Linked DNA regions of Homo sapiens: region 2 is linked to region 1. Evidence: chromatin loops called from intact Hi-C (ENCODE). Cell type or tissue: MCF 10A. All regions are shown on one strand. Links, peaks and the distances in the headings refer to the core of each region. The heading gives the core; the rest is flanking DNA. Region 1 has its middle 500 kb from the start of LINC02955. Region 2 overlaps BCAT1 (branched chain amino acid transaminase 1).

Region 1 (8,637 bases), core at 437-8,436:
TAGGGAGGAAAGCTGCCCATCGGTCAAAAGCAGTTACATGGGTTGTTTCATGAGAAAGAAATAAACTTATTTTGTAAACCACTGAAAATTTTGTGTTTGCTATAGCCATTGATGTTAGCCTAGGTAATAAACATCAACACAGTCTGTTCTTTCTTCAATCCTTTGACTTTCCTGAGGCCTGTTCTACCCAATCTTTGTGTATCACTGAACATTAATACAACTATACTATAGAATCCACAGTTCACACTGAAATTTAACTGGTGGTTCCAACGTTATCCTTCATAGTGTTTCCCCTGCTCCGGGATCCAATCAAGGAGCATGCATTGCATTTAGATTTCATCTCTTTTCAGCATTCTTAAATTAGAAATGGCCCCTCAGCCTTTCTTTATCTTCCTTGGCCTAATATTTCTGAAGAGTGTATTTGGTTACATTTTAGAATATGTCCCTTCTTTTGGGCTTTTCTGTTTCTTCTCGTGATCATGTTCATACAAGGTATGGTTAAAACTATAAACAAAAGCAAAGATCTCATAACATTCCAAATGTGAATATTAAATACAATCAGGCACTAGATAATTTACGTTAGGACCCTCACCTATCAATGGGAGTATTCATTCAAACTCTGAAACTCATAAATACAAGGTAAGTGTGCCATTGGAGATTTCTCAGTAATTTTTACAGACTCTCAACTTGACAAAGATAAATAAGTCTCTTGCTTGTGTTGGATTTGCTTTTGCCTAGGCTCCCTAAAAAGCAGAGCCTGAGTCAAGGGTTAAGTGCTGATGCCTTATTGGGAGCCACAAATCCAAGGAAGCAAGGGTGAGACCGAGGCAAGGATGCAGAAAGAATGGGAAGCAATGTGATGTGGTGCATTATGCTCAGCCTCCACTTCTAGATGAAACTCAGAGACCCAGAAGATTACTTAGCGGGAACGTCTGCTCAGCAGCACACATGATACTTCTCTGGACAGACTATATGTCAAAGCCTCAGGGCAGTTCACAAACTGGATAAACAACAGAGAATCACTACCCAGCTCCCCAGCTCCTGACCCATAGGTCAGAGTTCACACATGAAACATTAATTCTCCTGAATTTCTGGATAGCAGCATCATCTGGACCATTCGGTGATGACTTGGGAGACAGATTCCAAAAACTCTGAGCATGAGTTTTGTTGACTTGCTGAGGGACAGAGATTTAAGAGACAGAGAGAAAGAAAGAGAGAGAGAGAGTGCCAAGCACTCCTAGGGTAAGTAACTGGCTGGCCTCAGGCAGTAAAAAACACATGGACAGACAGACTGGCTGGCTAGACCTGATGGAAATCAAAAGGGACACATATCTTATCTTGTCAGATGCAGTACATTTCTTCTCTGAGTCTGTTTTCTTAATTTTTTGGCAATGCATGGCTGAGTATTTTAAAGCATCTTCATTTCAAACTTCTAAAATAGACAACTGACGCAAGTAGACCTACCAAATATTGTAGCTGTTTTACAGTTTACAGTATATGAAGATTTGGCCCCTTATATAATGATTCAGCAAAGATAAAGAACATTGCATAAGCTGAGCATGCGATTTTGTGCCTTTAAGTATTTTAAAGGACAGTGTGGGGGAAGTGGCAAGAGATAGCTCTTCTATTCCAGTGACAAAAAGAGAATCATTGTGGAGGATTTTAATGTCCTAATTAAGGTTCATAATGACTTGCACAAATACAGAAACTCAATGAAGAAAAAAATAATAGAGTGGGTCAGGAGATTAGAAATATGCTCAAGAAATTTTGTCTTTTAATGAAATGGCTGAATTGGATATAGCAGCTCAAGGTGAAAGATTCAGTGAGTTGGCCTGTTGTATGAGAAGTGAGCAAGGGTGTTTTAGAATCTATTGATTGAAGAATGTTTCCATTGTATAAAACTGGGAATTAGATGAGACGAAAAGGCGACTTCATCAAATGGAGTCTTGAAAGATTTACAGAATCCAAGAAGCAATCCAAAGACACTCTTACTTTGATCTAGTTTTCCAGAATATAAAAAGTGTGTTTTGTGATGTTACCAGGTCAGTGCCAGCTCCCTGTAACTTTCTATTATGGAAGGAAGAGAATGATGTGAGAAAGAGGGAAAGACACATATATGCAGATATTATATTTATTCTTTTTCCAGAAAACTAGCCTCAAAACCTCAACTTCATGTCCTCTATGAAGAGAATCAATTAATTCAGTAGCTAGTAAAGAATGAATGAAACGATCATCTTTTTTTTCAGTAGAATGGTTTAATTAAGTAGTTAAGTAAAAAAGAAGCATATGGAATACTTTGGCTTGCTTTTCAATAACTTCTGGAACAGAAACAAAGGTCCACTTGTTTAAGATCTCAAACAAAATAATTCTAAATATGGCATTTAAAAACAAACACAATAAAATTCAATCCTTAACCAAAGATCCATAAAAGACAAACAACTAAAGTAATTGTTTTTACTGCTGTTATTATAAGTAATAATTTCATTTATTTCATGATGAGTTTTGCTTAGCTACAGTGGTTTTCCATAAAAGAAAAACATTGAGGTTTTTTTGGTGGTAATGAAGAGGAAAGAATATATAACATTTTTTAAGTGTGGAATTAATTATTTTGAAAAAAGTGTCAGAAGTATAAATTATCTGAAAGAAATATATCTGCTATAAAATTCCCAACTTATGTAATTGTATGTCTATAAATATTATTTTAATAATCATTTTGCTTATATTGCCAGTTGTGTTGAACCAAAGCTCAGAAATAGAAAAGTCACTCAATAAGAGTGACATCATGGGGCTTCCATATTCTCCCTCAATGACTTCCAGATCAAATTTTCTCAGTGTATAAATGAAAAGATGATGTTTCTAACAGCCAGCCCTGCAGACTCGACCTGGGATCTGAAGATCCAGCTGTGTTCACTTTGCTTCTTCTACCGTCACTGTAATGAACATGCTACATGGCTGACAACTGTGTTGATGGTGCGTGAGGTTGAATATAATCTAGCTTGTCTCTTCTGTGAAGGATTTTCTGACTCTGCTAGCCTAAGAAGAATAAAGAAAAATGAGTATATTTTGGTCTTTTAAAAATGTTTGTTTGTATCTCTTGAGCGGGATTAGAAAGAAACTGGAAAACACACAGAGCGCAAAATTACTGACTAAGACAATTATTTTACAGAGACACTTTGAATCCTTCTCCACATAATCCATTCTCTATCAAGGGATGATAATTGAGACTCTATGCACCTCACCAAAGAACAACCCACACACTTGTCACTGCTGTGATGAAGGATGATATCTGTGGGCAACAAAATATTTAAAAGTTTAATTCTCATCTGATGTCACAAAATGCAAGTAATTTAAAGTCACCCATGTGCTAAGAGAACAGCAAGTTTTTTATCATTCAAAATTCTTATTCTCTGGAGCATTTTACTTCCCATTATTGTGATCATAGAACTCATATCTGCCCTGAGCCATCTATATTCATATCCATTGTCTATCCACAATCGTTTTTTCAGATATTTTTGCCCCCTTTCTGTTTCCTTTCTCTCACCACAAAAATCTGCCTGCTGCTTTCCTCTTAATCTATCCCCACCACACTGAGGCTGTCAAGAGAGGAGTAAATAGGAAGAACTTAGAAAATAGGGGTTTAAGGAGCTTACATGGAAGCATGATGCACAAAACCCAAGGGTCAGGGATGTGTAAATCTTTGTAAGGATGTGTTCTCATGGACTACAAAGTAAATCTGAGCTGGGCTCAAGGAGCCAATCCCACTTGTTGTGCTTCACCCTACTTCCCTTCCTCTTTATGCATTCAGGTTTCAGCTCAAATGCCCAGAAATACAGGTTCTTCCCTGCACTATTAACTCTTCATCACATCAGCTGTTTATTTCCTTCTTGTGACTTAGCACAATCTATAATTATCTTGTCTATTAATTAATTAATTTTTAGAGATGGGGATTTCGTTATGTTCCTCAGGCTGGTCTTGAGCACTTCAGCTCAAGCGATCTTCCTGCCTCAGTCTCTTGAGTAGCTGGGGTTATAGGTGAGTGTCAATGCACCTGGCATTGTCTATTAATTTCATTTTTATATATCATTCTACTAGATTGCAACCTTCCTGAGGTTAGGGACTCCATAATTGGATCTTAATAAATATTTTAAAGAAGGAATAAGATGTATTGAAAAGACAATGGATGGGAAAGTGAAGTGTGGCCAAAATGAACAGAGAAAGCATTTCAATGAAGGGAAAGAACAGATCCTATAACTAGAAGCTGAGATTTGTGTTCTAAAGTGACATAGTGTCCTGATCTGAGCATCAATAGGCACAGGAGCTACTCAGCTTCTTCACTGACTGACCATACCATTGTGTAAGTAGATTTTCAAAGAGGATTGGAACATTGGGAAGAAGTGGTAATCAGTGATTTGGTGGTTCTCAAGAAAACTAAAACATCATATTTTAAACTGGATAAGTGAGCCAAGCTGAGAGAGCGAGAGGCTGCTCTTTGGGTCTGGAATCTGGTGCTGGTTGTTCGATTTGTGGTGAGATGGAGTGTTCTGGCAGATAGGGGGCTTAGCACAGCAGAGGGGAGATAAGAGAATTTGTGACTCAGTGCTGTTTGTGCTTTGCTAGTCCCCGGCTCTTCTTCAAGCCCCAGATTTACTTAGCCTTCAGGAGACTGGAGCACCGAACACTTGAATAATAAAAATGTATTTAAATAAAAAAAGCTTATGAAAACATTTTGTAATATTTTTCAATCACTATATGTGAAAAGTAATGTAGCAGATACAATATGGAGTTTAGATTAAAACTCAAGTTTGAATCCACTTGATCTATCAATTACTGGCTTGGAGACTTTAAACAATTATTTCATTTATCTTAAGAGAGTTCCTCCATCTGTAACATAAGGATACTGATAATGGAGCTGTTGTAAAGGTATAAGACATTGTGAACATATTTTTCCAACTCTAAAATTGTAAACACATTTTAATAATTACTACATCTTTTAACACAGAAATTGATGTTCTTGAAGAGTTCAGCTCAGTTGACCACCACATATTATAATTCAGTTTTTAAGGATGTGGGTTCTGATGTCAGGCTAGCTGGATCAGAAGCCTTAACTTTCCAGTGCCTCAAACTTTTTATCTCTAAAATGGGTATAAAGATAGGGTGTACTTCACATGATTGTCTTGAATATGAAATAATATAGTCCGTATCAAACCCTTAACACAGTGTCTAGAACACAGTAGGAGGCCCATCCATGTTCACAGGTATTTATTACTTTTATTAGCATTAGTTTTACAGGTATTAGTTTTACTTTCTGTTCACTATGGGATGTCCCTTGAGACTTCTTTTGCTCAAGTCCAGGTGCATTTACACGTGATGACCACTAGATGGCAGATGCACCATTTTTATTGCTCAGATTGGTACCCAGCAGCACTTTGTCCTTGGACTCTTCCTGGCATTCAAGGATCTTGGAGAACCCCAGAAACAGCACCTTGAGTGAAGTAATCAGATTATTTTTTTCTAGGAATAAGTCATTTGTAAGTGACGTCTATTAATATGCTTTGTGTTGTAATCATTCAGGATAACAGTTAAAAGAAAAAGGAAAAAAATATATATATATCAATAGGTTATACTTTCTCTTCTAACAATCTCCAAAAGGAAGGTAGGTGAAGGAGCATTTTCTTCTGAGAGTTTATGATGTGTATTCAATGTTAGAACTGATCTGTGGGTTTGAGGAAGAGAGAAAGATACTGAGCTAGACAATATGGAGTTTCTATCTTCATGCAGCTTACAGTCTAGGAAAAGAGAAACATAAAATGATATAATATGATATGATGTAACACATGATGATAATGATATGACAAAGGGATAATGCTGTCAATGATAACACAACATGGTCAATTCTGGTGCTGAACTAGTAACTGGTTACCGTGAGAGCTCGATTAACTCTGGGAGTTAGGGAAATGTTCACAAGAAGGTAACATTGGAGTTGGGCCTTGGAAGTGATGAAGGTAGTAGAAAATAAATAGGGAGAAGTAGTCTTCTAGTTCCCCATACCCCAAATGCACATATAAAGGCTTGAAGTTGTGAACGACCGTGGTGCATTTAGGGGAACAAGAGGAATGCCTGGGCTACGTCACGCAAAGCCTCAAATGATACAGAAGGACTAGCAGACAGTCTTAAAAGACGGAAGTTACAAGATCCAAATGAGTTGTTGGAAAATTACTTTGAGAAAATGGCTAAAGTTTTTGGAGGCATGAGACCTAAATTAATGCTAATCCATTTTGTCACAACCATGTCTTTATCTCCTCCTACTTCCCCCATCCTCGGTTTTGGAAATAGGTATTGGTAGATACCAAATAGCTCTTTGCCAAACATTCTGTTTTGAACCTAGAGTTAAGTCCTCCAACAGCCAGCTAAACTGCAGACAAATTTGCCCTACGAGTCCATTTGGGACCTTGGGGTAGGTTAAATGGGACGATCTTCCTGCCTCTCATTCCTATCATCTGATTACATAGGGCCTTTGGGACCATATTCAGTATTTTGCACTGTATTTGGAGTGCAATGGGAACTTTTGAATGAGTTCTGAGAGATGAGTGAAGAGAACTTGGGCTGAAATGAGGCCCGTGGATTAGAGGGTAGCCAGAGTGAGTGCCACTGCCTCAACAAGGCAAGGTGACTTTAACCCAATGCTAGTAGAATTGGAAAGAAGGGACAGATTTCTGATATGTTGAGTAATTAAAATACCAAACTTGGCAACCAATCAGATGTTGTGAGTCTCCCAGAAGGCACTGCTAATGAACATATCATTTCAGCTTGTCTCTTCATTGCTGAGTACTTTACATCAGGAGCAGCAACAGAAAAGGCCAAACCTCAAATCCGCTACTATAGATGTATTTTTATAGGCTCCTAATAAAAATGGGTCTTCATTACAAAATTTAATTGCTTTAAGAATCTTACTGACGTTTTAGCTCTCCTGTTGTGTTAGCTAAGAAAGTCAAGGGTACGCTGAGGTAACAGTGTTAAAATCATAGCGATTTAACACTGCATAGACTTATTCCCCCTTATGGGACATATTCAGTGTGAGTTAGTAAGAGGCTCAGCTCCACGTGGTCATTCAGGGAACCAGCCTGACGGAGGTTTAACCATCCTGTAGATGTACCTCTGAAACACAGGCCTTCCTCAGCTGCCATTGCAGGGGAAGGGAACTGAGAATCCCACCTGAAGCTTTTCATGCTGCAGCCAGAAGTGACATATTTCTACACACACATTCCACTGGATCAGTCACATGACCCCACCTAACTGCAAGAGAGCAAATAGAATATCTAGAGCATTACAGGCTCTACCTCCACGCCCCCACCCACCCCCAACACACACACACACACACACACACACACACACACACACGTGTCATTTTTCACAAAGAGAGATTTTTTTTTTTTCTAATTCTTCCTCTGAGATACTATCCCTGGGTGAGGAGGAGAGAGAAACTAAACCATAGTGAAAGGTGGCTCCTGGGTTGTCAGCAAGGCTCATTTACTGACTAAGGAACTTTTTCCTCCAAATAAGCAAGACTTAAAATTGGGCTTTAACAATTTTACAAAGACCTCAAGTCATGGGTTCTCAGGTTTGTAGGAAATGAGTGCATTAGAAACGAGAATGTTAAGGGTTGGCTGCAATGATTCGTCCTCCCTGGAGCACTGGGCTCGCCTTTTCTGGGTGTCTGAAGGTCGTTGGCTTCCTCTTTCCTCCACTCCTGGATCATCACCGAACAGAAGCTTTTCTAATTGAGATGTCAACTCTCAGTCAGATTGGCAGCTAAAGCCCCTTCTCAAGGCTCAGCTATTGAGTGAAAAAGGATTTAAACTGACATGAACGCCAACCTGGGCTGAGAACAAGTCTGTGAGGTAAATTTCTTCATCCTGACGGCTCCAAGCCTCTTTCAGATTCTCTATTATCTAACAGAGTCCTGCTTTGACTCCTTGAGTCATTGCTAGCTGCATACCCAGAGTCACTGCAGAGACATTGTTCTCATCCCATTTAGTTTGGTTCTAAATGAAAAGTAACACAAATGGAGTCAAGGGGTCTTTCTACCTGTGCGATTGGCTTCTACCCCCAAATGAAACCTTTTAAGGCTACCAGGCTGCTGTTTAGATTCACAGTGGCCTCAGCTTGGGAGGCCACCATGCTGCTGTTCCCTTTGGCCATCCCTATCCTCAGAGAACTTCCTTGTTTTACCACCCCCAGAAGCTCTTAAATTACATAATATGGAAAAAAAAGTGATTGCTTTGGAGATCAAATCTACATAACTGGGAATTTTAAAGATAATTTTTGGAAGATGTGTGTGTGTGTGTGTGTGTGTGTGTGTGTGTGTGTATTCCCCTTTGCTTCAAAATGCTATTGCTTGTCATATAGTAAAATGCCAAAAACATATTAGATAAAAATACTTCTGTCTGTGTGGTCACAGTTGAAGTGACTATGGCAAGTTATTTCTATGATTTATTTTCTCCCTTTGTAAAATGGAGTTTTTCCAAATGCAAATTGCCAATACTAAACACTGCCTAGATCATCAAGCTGTTTCATAATAAAATAATGTATGTGGAAGCTCTTTAAAAATCTTTTAATCACCATGCACACATCAAGTAT
Region 2 (8,637 bases), core at 500-8,499, 1.6 Mb after region 1:
TAGCTCCAATCCCGACATGTAGGTAAGACAGATCTTACACGTGTCCAAGGACAAAACTAACTTCCCACCATGTTTAAGCTTACATGAAATCACTGGAAACATAGTAGATATATGCTAATACAGTTTCATCTGGATAAACTGTCCCAGTTATTTTTTTTGTAGTGCCAAGTTAAAAAACAAAAACAACAACAAAAAAGACCTAGCATGGTGCGGTGGCGCACTCCTGTAATCCCAGCAACTCAGGAGGCTGAAGCAGAAGGATTGCGTGAGCCCAGGAGTTTGAGGCTGCAGTGAGCTATGATCACACCAGTGAATAGCCACTGCACTCCAGCCTGGGCAACACAGCGAGACTCCATCTCTTTAAAATAAAGAAAAACAACAACAACGACAAAACTTTTGCATCTTGGGTCTGGGTCCAGATACAATTTTATTCATACACTTAAATTAAATGTAATTTAATGTGATTGGAAATGATAGGAAATGAGGAAATACTTGTCGTACCTCGCCTTTGTACAGTATATCAGAAACTGGGCAAACAACACAGGCTGTACCAGAGCCAAACATCTCTCTCACTCTGTTCCCCTCCAGGGCTGTTGTCAAGTCATCCATGGTGAGGTATCTCTCTGACACCTTAAATTCACCCTGCATGGAATATAAAAAATAACAAGTATATTTTAAAGGAAAAGGCATGCAAAACAATTGCAATACTTACTGTTCTGCTTAACATTCTGATTGCACTTAGACAAGGTCACAATCATCCTTTAAGGGAAAGCTGGAAGTGGCACACCATCTTACTGGTGAACACATCGAGGTGTTAAGTAACCTACTTCAAGGTCACAGATTTATATATGAGATTATCAGAATATAAAATATAAGATTATCACCACAAGACACATGGTATACTTTAACATATGCCTTCTTTTTTGCCTTCTTATTTGTTAACTTGTATAAAGTCTCACAAAATTGATGCATCCCAAATGCTGCTTGATGCATGCTCCGTGTTAACAGTGTCTTAGGCCGGGCACGGTGGCTCATGCCTGTAATCTCTGCATTTGGGGAGGCTGAGGCAGGCAGATTACTTGAGGTCAGGAGTTTGAGACCAGCCTGGCCAACCTGGTAAAACCCTGTCTCTACTAAAAATACAAAAATTAGCCAGGCATGGTGGCGGGTGCCTGTAATCCCAGCTACTCAGGAGGCTGAGGCAGGAGAATCGCTTGAACTCAGGAGGCAGAGGTTGCAGTGAACCAAGATCACGTCACTGCAGTCCAGCCTGGGTGACGGAGTGAGACTCTGTCTCCAAAAACAAAACAAAACAAAAAAATCAGTGTCTTAAAACCTACTTTACCATAAAGGAGAACAATGTATTATATAATATTAATAATTATAGCTACCATTTATCAAGCACCCGCTATTATGCCAAGTTCTGTAATTTTAAGGGTGAGTACTATCATCCCCATTTTACAGATGAGGAAACTAAGGTTCAAGGAGGTTGAAGGGCATCTCCAGGGCCACAAAGGAAGTAAGTGACAGAAACTCAATTTGAACCCAGGTCTGATCTGATTGGCTCCAAATTTGGTACTCTTTCTACGTTTGTCTCTTTCTTTTTTTTTTTTTTTTAAGACAGGGTCTTGCCCTGTCACCCAGGCTGGAATGCAGTGGCATAATCTTGGCTCATTGCAGCCTCGACCTCCCAGGCCCAAGTGATCCTCCTGTCTCAGTCTCCTGAGCACCTGGGACTACAGGTGTATGCTGCCATGCCCAACTAGGTTTTATATTTTATATTTTATTTTGTAAAGATAGGGGTCTCCCTATGTTGCCCAGGCTGGGCTCATGTGATCCTCCCACCTCAGCCTCCCAAAGTGCCAAAGTGCTGGGATTATAGTTGTGAGCCACTGTGCACGGCTTACCTATATCTTTTATGGAATAAAGAACAGACTGAGTTCAAATATCTGAAATACTCATTATTTTTAAACGTTGAATGTATATTTGGACTTTATTTGAGAAATTGTATTGTATGTATTTTTTTTCCTAATATGACTAACAGTTGACTTTACAGTGACAATTCTCTTCCTTCTCTTTCAGTATCACATTCAGTTGATTTTCATCATGGAATTAGTGGTATAACCTCATTGACTTCTGCCAAAGTGTTTGAATATATTCTTTGCTCAAGGATAGGAAATGGGAAAAAGATCCTTTTAAGCTATGTGTTTAAACTATCTGTTTAATTCTTGTTCTTTTACCTCAGTGGTTCAAGTTCAAAGTTTGTCAACAAGTTATTTGAATAAAGGGCAATAAAAATAGAGAGGTTTAAAAAAATAAGATGAGTATTTTTTCTTAATTTATAAACCCACAAGAGATAAAAATGGAAATCAAAGCTCTTGGCAATATTCAAAATATTTGAATATTTAAAAGAAGAACTCATGCTGTAAGTAGATTTGGAAGAGCAGGAAAATATATCTGCAATAGAAATATGGCTCTTTGAAAGTTTCAATTTCTCTCAGTCTACAATTGCAATTATGTTGTTCAAAAGTAAATGAACTGCAGAAAATCAGGCAAATTAATTGAAAACAAGCTGAGTTCTGTGTCCTGAAAAAGAAAAGAAAAGAAAACTCTTTTGTAAATAAGCAGAATTGTTTTTGCTCTGCTCACCCTTACTTATCTTTGGACAATTTCCCCTATCTGGCAAATAGTGGTGACCCCCTACATGCCTCTTGGCATTTCACGTCTCATGTTTTAAAATAGCTTTTAAAATAAATTACAGCTATGAAGTCAAGAAAAAATTTCCTCCATAATAACCTATTTTTCATGCTAGCAAATCATTAGTGTGGGAAAGTATTTCCACTTGCAACTTGTCGTCGAACCTTCTGTACTTGGTTGATATTTTTCTTTAATAAAACAAAAATTACTGAGCTTCAAAAATATCTTTCCAATTGCAAACATATTTAGGACAGGGCAAGCTGTTTGAAAATTATACCAACGGTTTGTAAATGTCATGCCCAATGCGCCAGCCAGCATGTAGCAGTTGGGTCTTGTCTACTTCAGGGTTTTGTAGAATTATTTATAGCACATTTCATCTATTTTGAAAGTCTTTTCCAGAGAAACCATGCTGGTATGCTCCTAGATAACGTGTGTGTTTCTAAACATTTGTCCTATTACTACTAGTACTCTTTGACCACAGTAAGCTCAAAGCCTTTTCATGTTCTTTGGAGACCATTTTAACACCTGGGTCAAAAGTTCCATCCAAGAACCTTTACCAGACACCCAATTCATTCAATAATTTGTCTTGAATACATTACGTCATTTCCAAAACCAAACCTTTTTAAATTTTATTTTATTTATTTATTTATTTATTTATTTATTTATTTATTTATTTAATTTACTTTTAGAGACATGGTCTCACCCTGTATTCAGGCTGTAGTGCAGTGGCTTGATCATAGCTCACTGCGACCTTGACCTCCAGATCTTATGCCATCCTCCCACCTCAGCCCCTCCAAGTAGCTGGGACTACAGGCATGTACCACCATGTTCAGCTAATGTTTTTGATTTTTTTGTAGATTCGGGGTCTCACTATGTTGCCCAGGCTGGTCTCGAATTCCTGGGCTTAAGTGATCCTCCTGCCTTGGCCTCCCAAAATGCTAGAATTATAGGCATGAACCACTGCACCCGGTCCACCAAATTGTTTAATATGCTTGCCTGTGTCACACGAATTTGAAAGTCTACTGAAAACAACTTTACATTTGCTTGCATGTTCTGATTTTAAAATAGGCATGTATATGAATTTTGGAGGATGGGGGTAGGACAGAGAGAAAAAGAAGGCAGTCAAACCAATAATGTTATATTAGTAAACATTTATATGTCAGTGAAATTATTTCATTTCTACGGCAAGCATGGTTACACTGGTATAAATAAAGGAAAGGAAGAAGTATCATTGCCATTTGGAAGCAACACAGACTTGGGAAGTTAAGGAATGTCTGGATGGAAGCACATCAGGTATGAACCAGACAAAAGTTGGTGGGAGATACCTGGTAGACTGAGACTACTACTAGAATACTTCTCCACTATGACATCTTGCTAAACTGGTTTCTCTCTGCCCTTGCTATCAACAATACTTATTTTAATAGTCTTGCCAAGAAAGCCCTTCTAGAAGAATACTTTTCATTCACGTTAGAATTTAAAGATTAGATAACATTGGTTGGAACCACAGGATATTATTTCAACACTAGGCTGGGCTTATTTTGATTATTTTTTATTTCAGGCTTACAAAAGTTGTTCATATCAAAGGCACCCACCCACTGATGTGCCAGGTCCAGAATGCACCGCCTTGTCACTCCTGGAAGAATGATGCCATCTAGTGGAGGAGTTGCCAGTTCTTCTTCTGTCAATCAGAAATTGGGACATTTTCAAACTTTCACTACATTAGGCATGCCTTATTATCAATAGCCATTTTTTTAAAAAACCATCACAATTTTGCTAGCAACAAACATAAAGAAAATTTTACTGTTCTGCATGATCAAATTTCCCAAATCAGTTCACACTTCAGGTAGACCCTTATTTAAAAAAAGAAGAAAGAAGGAAGGAAGGAAAGAAGGAAGGAAGGAAAGAAGGAAGGAAGGAAGGAGAGAGAGAGAAAGAAAGGAAGGAAGGAAGGAAAGAGAAAGAGAAAGAAAGAAAGAAAGAAAAGAAAGAGAGAAAGAAAGAAAGAAAGAAAGAAAGAAAGAAAGAAAGAAAGAAAGAAAAGAGAAAGAAAGAAAGAGAGAGAGGGAGGGAGGGAGGAAGGAACGAAGGAAGGAAGAAAGAAAAAAGAAAGAAAGAAAGAAAAAAGAAAAGAAAAGAAAGAGAGAAGGAAAGAAAGAGAGAGGGAGGGAGGGAGGGAGAAAGGAAGGAAGAAAGAGAAGGAAGGGAGGAAGGGGGGAGGGAAGGAAGGAAAGTTATCTAATCATCTTCAGTTTACCCTTAACCAGTAAAATAATGAGATGGTTTTCCACCAACAAACAGTAAGAGTTATTGCATGGTCTTAAGAGGAATATTCTGAAGTGAAAATTTACCTTAGCAGATGAAAGGTGGTTACTAATTAGAATAATGTAGATAGGGTCTTACTCAGAAAAACTGGTCATTACCAAACCTTCTAAGAATGCTATGGAGGAGGCTATCCCCAAGAAGTGTGCGTGCCTACTCAGGCTGGTCACTGCTTCCACGCTGCCCTTGGAAAGTCTAATTTTTTTTTTTTTTTTTTTTTTTTAGGTTACCCAGGCTGGAGTGCAGTGGCACCATCTCAGCTCACTGCACCCTCTGCCTCCCAGGGTCAAGTGATTCTCCTGCCTCAGCCTCCTGAGTAGCTGGGATTACAGGTACGCGCCACCACGCCTGGCTAATTTTTGTATTTTTAGTAGAGACGGGGTTTCACCATGTTGGTCAGGCTGGTCTCGAACTCCTGAGCTCAGATGATCTGCCCACTTCGGCCTCCCAAAGTGCTGAGATTACAGATGTGAGCCACCGCACCCAGCCTAAGAGTCTATCTTTAGTGATTTTCAAACCTGGTGGAGCATCAGCAACAAGTATGGAGATGCTGCCTTTGCTCTCTGAGATTCAAATGTAATGGGCTTATCAGAGTGAGCTCAAGCACGTGTACGGTTAAAAAAGAAGACATTCAAGAAACAAAACTCCAAAGCTGAGCTACTGCTCTACTGTGAGATGACTGCAGACATCCCTAACTACTGTGAGGTCTAGTAGGACAATTGTTCACAGGCATCATGCATGATCCATCAGCTGCACAAGCTCTCCTTACAGTACCCTCTGGCACTCAGCATCTCCCTTTCCTCCCCACTTCTGACACCCAGGAGTCTGAATCTAGTGAGTCCTGACACTGAGGCCACCACCCTCTCCCTCAATACATGGTGGTTCTAGGCTCGCCCACTCCACTGGGGTTACATCAGACATGCCCAACAATCAAGCTCTATCTGGAATACCAAACTCTATCTTCATCCTTCTATCCTCAAAACTGGGCATTGTGCCTAGCCCAGAGTGTATATAATAAATGTTTTTGAGTAAAAAATAAACGAATAAGTTATCTTTGCTAGGATACAGCAGTATGGCTTTTTTGAATTTTGTTTCTGAAAATCATCTGCTGAAAATTGCTTTCTGGAAAGGAGAAAATTTGTTCTTGGCAATGTTCTTAGGGCTACTCTTTGTCATGTTTAGAAGTGTTGATGATCTCAAAATAAACATGTGTTTTGCAATAGCTAGCCAACTAGATACATAAATGTATGGATCTATTTGTGTGTGTATATATATGTACACACACACACACACTTCCAGTGCCCCCAAACCGGACCTTTCCTAAAGCTTGCTGAGCCCTGAGACTACATGAAGTTAAATGAAAACAGCAGCCCCGCATGTGCAAGTGCTGTTTTGTGAAACATGTTTAACACCCAGAACTGTAACCACTAGCCTGAGGTCAAGGAACAGAACATCTGCTTCTCTGGTTGCCAGACAGAGATGATGACATGACAACATTTGGGTGAGAAATATTCATTTTCCTCTGCAACCACAAACATACTTACAAGAGCCAGAAATCACTCCAGATTGCCCAACATGAGGAAAACAGAACCTACAAATGCAGCTTGTTTTTGACAAAGAAGTCATTTTTAGGAGATGAGGAATTTAGAAGCAATAACAGCAGGATTCATCTGTGACTTCCCAAAGTCAAACACTAATGGAAACCAGGAATGTAGGTCTGCATAAGTGCCCTAAACACCATCAGCACAATTAGCCATTTATTCTACAAATACATATTGAGTGCTGTTTACCGTTTTAAGCTCTATGAATACAGCAGTGAACAAAACTGACATATCTCCCTGCTTACTTTCTAATAGACACAGGTAAACATTTATTGTGTTGATAGTATGTTAGACTACACAGGGGGAAACAAAGAAGGAAAAGCAATGGAGAATGCTGGAATGCTGAGGAGAAATGGGAAATGGAGTTTATGATTTTGATTAAGAGCTCAAGGAAAGCCAGACTGAGAATGGGATTTGTAAGCAAAGATTTGGAGGATGTCAAAGAGCAAGCGGTACAGACATCTGAGGAAGAGTGCTCCAAGTCGAGTCCGTATACACGCCTGACGTGTCCGAGAAGACTCATGATGTGGCCTGAGCAATACCGAGATTCACTGCTGTGGTTGTTTTCCCAAAGTGACTGTGAACTCAACCACAAGGCCTGGGTCTTATTTTTCAGGGTATCTCCAGGGTCCAGGATATGATACAATGCTTTGTTCAAATGGTGAATAGCAAGCGTATGGGTTAAATTACTCATCAACAGAGTGATGATGTGTGATCTTGCCACCATGGGTGCTGTTACTGAAATCAAAACTCCCATGAGTTACAAGCTGAGTGCCACACATAGTGACTGTGCACAGCACTGTGCTTTGAACACACACTATCCACCACCCCATCCACCTTCCTGCACCAGCCATCTCAACCAACAGGAGCAGTGTGTGTGGGCGCTCATGAAAAGACGGCAGGCTATTACCGAAAGAACTCTGTTTATACCTCCTATCGGTAACGTTTGTGAAAATCAGTATTGTGCTGATTTTCAACTCGTTTGTTCATTGTATTTTCTTAAAATCATATGATATAAATCAAAGTTACTTCAGAATTGCATGTCTTTTTTTTTAGCCCAAAGGTTTTTCCTAACATTCTATTTACTTCAAATATATATTCTATTTCCTTTCTCCTTATTCTGAATTTTATTTGTTCTGTTAGATGAACATCCCCAAAGTGAAGGAGTATATTAAAACTAAAGTTATCCCAGGCAACCATAATCTGAATAGTAACTAACAGTCTTAAGGTCTTGTATATTTTGCAAGAGGCAGAAGACAAACTCACTCATTTCTATTCTGACCTTTAAAAGCCATGGTGGAAATGTTTCATGATTATTGTTTGGATAAAGAACAATTTTCCACCAGGACAGTTTCTGGTGTTTCTGGTTAAATCATGTAGCTCTGATTCAGAGTGTACTTAAATTCTGACATCTCCCATCCATAAAAATAATGATGGTACCACCTCTGAATGATGTAACTGTTTTTGTTTTGAGCTGTGTGGTTTTTTGGTGGAGTTTGGGGTGGGGGTAAGAGTGGGCAGATGGGAAGAAGGGTTGAATCGGCCTATTATCTTCTAAGTGCAGAGGTCAACACTGGCTACAATCTTCCAAGTGTAGCTTTTGTTATATGTCACATACAGTAACTCAAATTTATAAATCATAAATATTCCTGTATAAATTTTATTTTCAAACAGTGCCAAGTACAAACAGCAGGAATGGAAGGATGAGAATGATCTGTATCTGGTTTTTCATATGCCAAGGACTACCAATGGCCAAGCCCAGGACAAGGCTTACTCACCATATCTTCTGTTTATTCTACCTCTGACTGCAGTATAAGACTCATCTTGTTAGTCTCTGCAACTAACACTAAAATTAGTACTTAGCTCTGAATTCAGCCACATCTAAATTACCATTTTCCTCTTTTTGTAGCCAAATAACATTAGAGCAAGAGAGGCTACTGTAGCTACTTTCAAATATAAACTGCATTTTAAAAAATTTAATTGAAACTACTAACACTGAGACTTCATAAGTATTTGGAAA

Evidence for each region. Hi-C counts contacts between places; a loop is a spot of excess contacts. Peaks named below come from ENCODE experiments on the same cell type or tissue, not always from the same donor. Only the 100,000 strongest peaks of a DNase experiment are listed, where the experiment ranks them.
Region 2: it touches region 1 in a loop (31-fold over the local background); 14 of 110 quality-filtered maps call a loop at or near these places.

The regions. Positions count from the first base shown.
Region 1 is chr12:23,200,005-23,208,641 of GRCh38, forward strand. No RefSeq gene overlaps it. Among named protein-coding and RNA genes, the nearest start is that of LINC02955, 500 kb to the left of the region's middle. In MCF 10A, for the core only: a CTCF peak has its summit at 5,381 (motif pointing right); a DNase peak (open chromatin) is centred at 5,397.
Region 2 is chr12:24,832,222-24,840,858 of GRCh38, forward strand. It overlaps BCAT1 (branched chain amino acid transaminase 1), which reads right to left. Exons shown (of 11, transcript NM_005504.7): 8 at 4,290-4,375; 9 at 502-642. BCAT1-AS1 (BCAT1 antisense RNA 1) reads left to right here. Exons shown (of 4, transcript XR_007063245.1): 4 at 4,256-4,334. Among named protein-coding and RNA genes, the nearest start is that of BCAT1-AS1, 17 kb to the left of the region's middle. RefSeq lists a silencer at 7,391-7,580. In MCF 10A, for the core only: a CTCF peak has its summit at 4,344 (motif pointing left); DNase peaks (open chromatin) are centred at 4,340 and 6,510.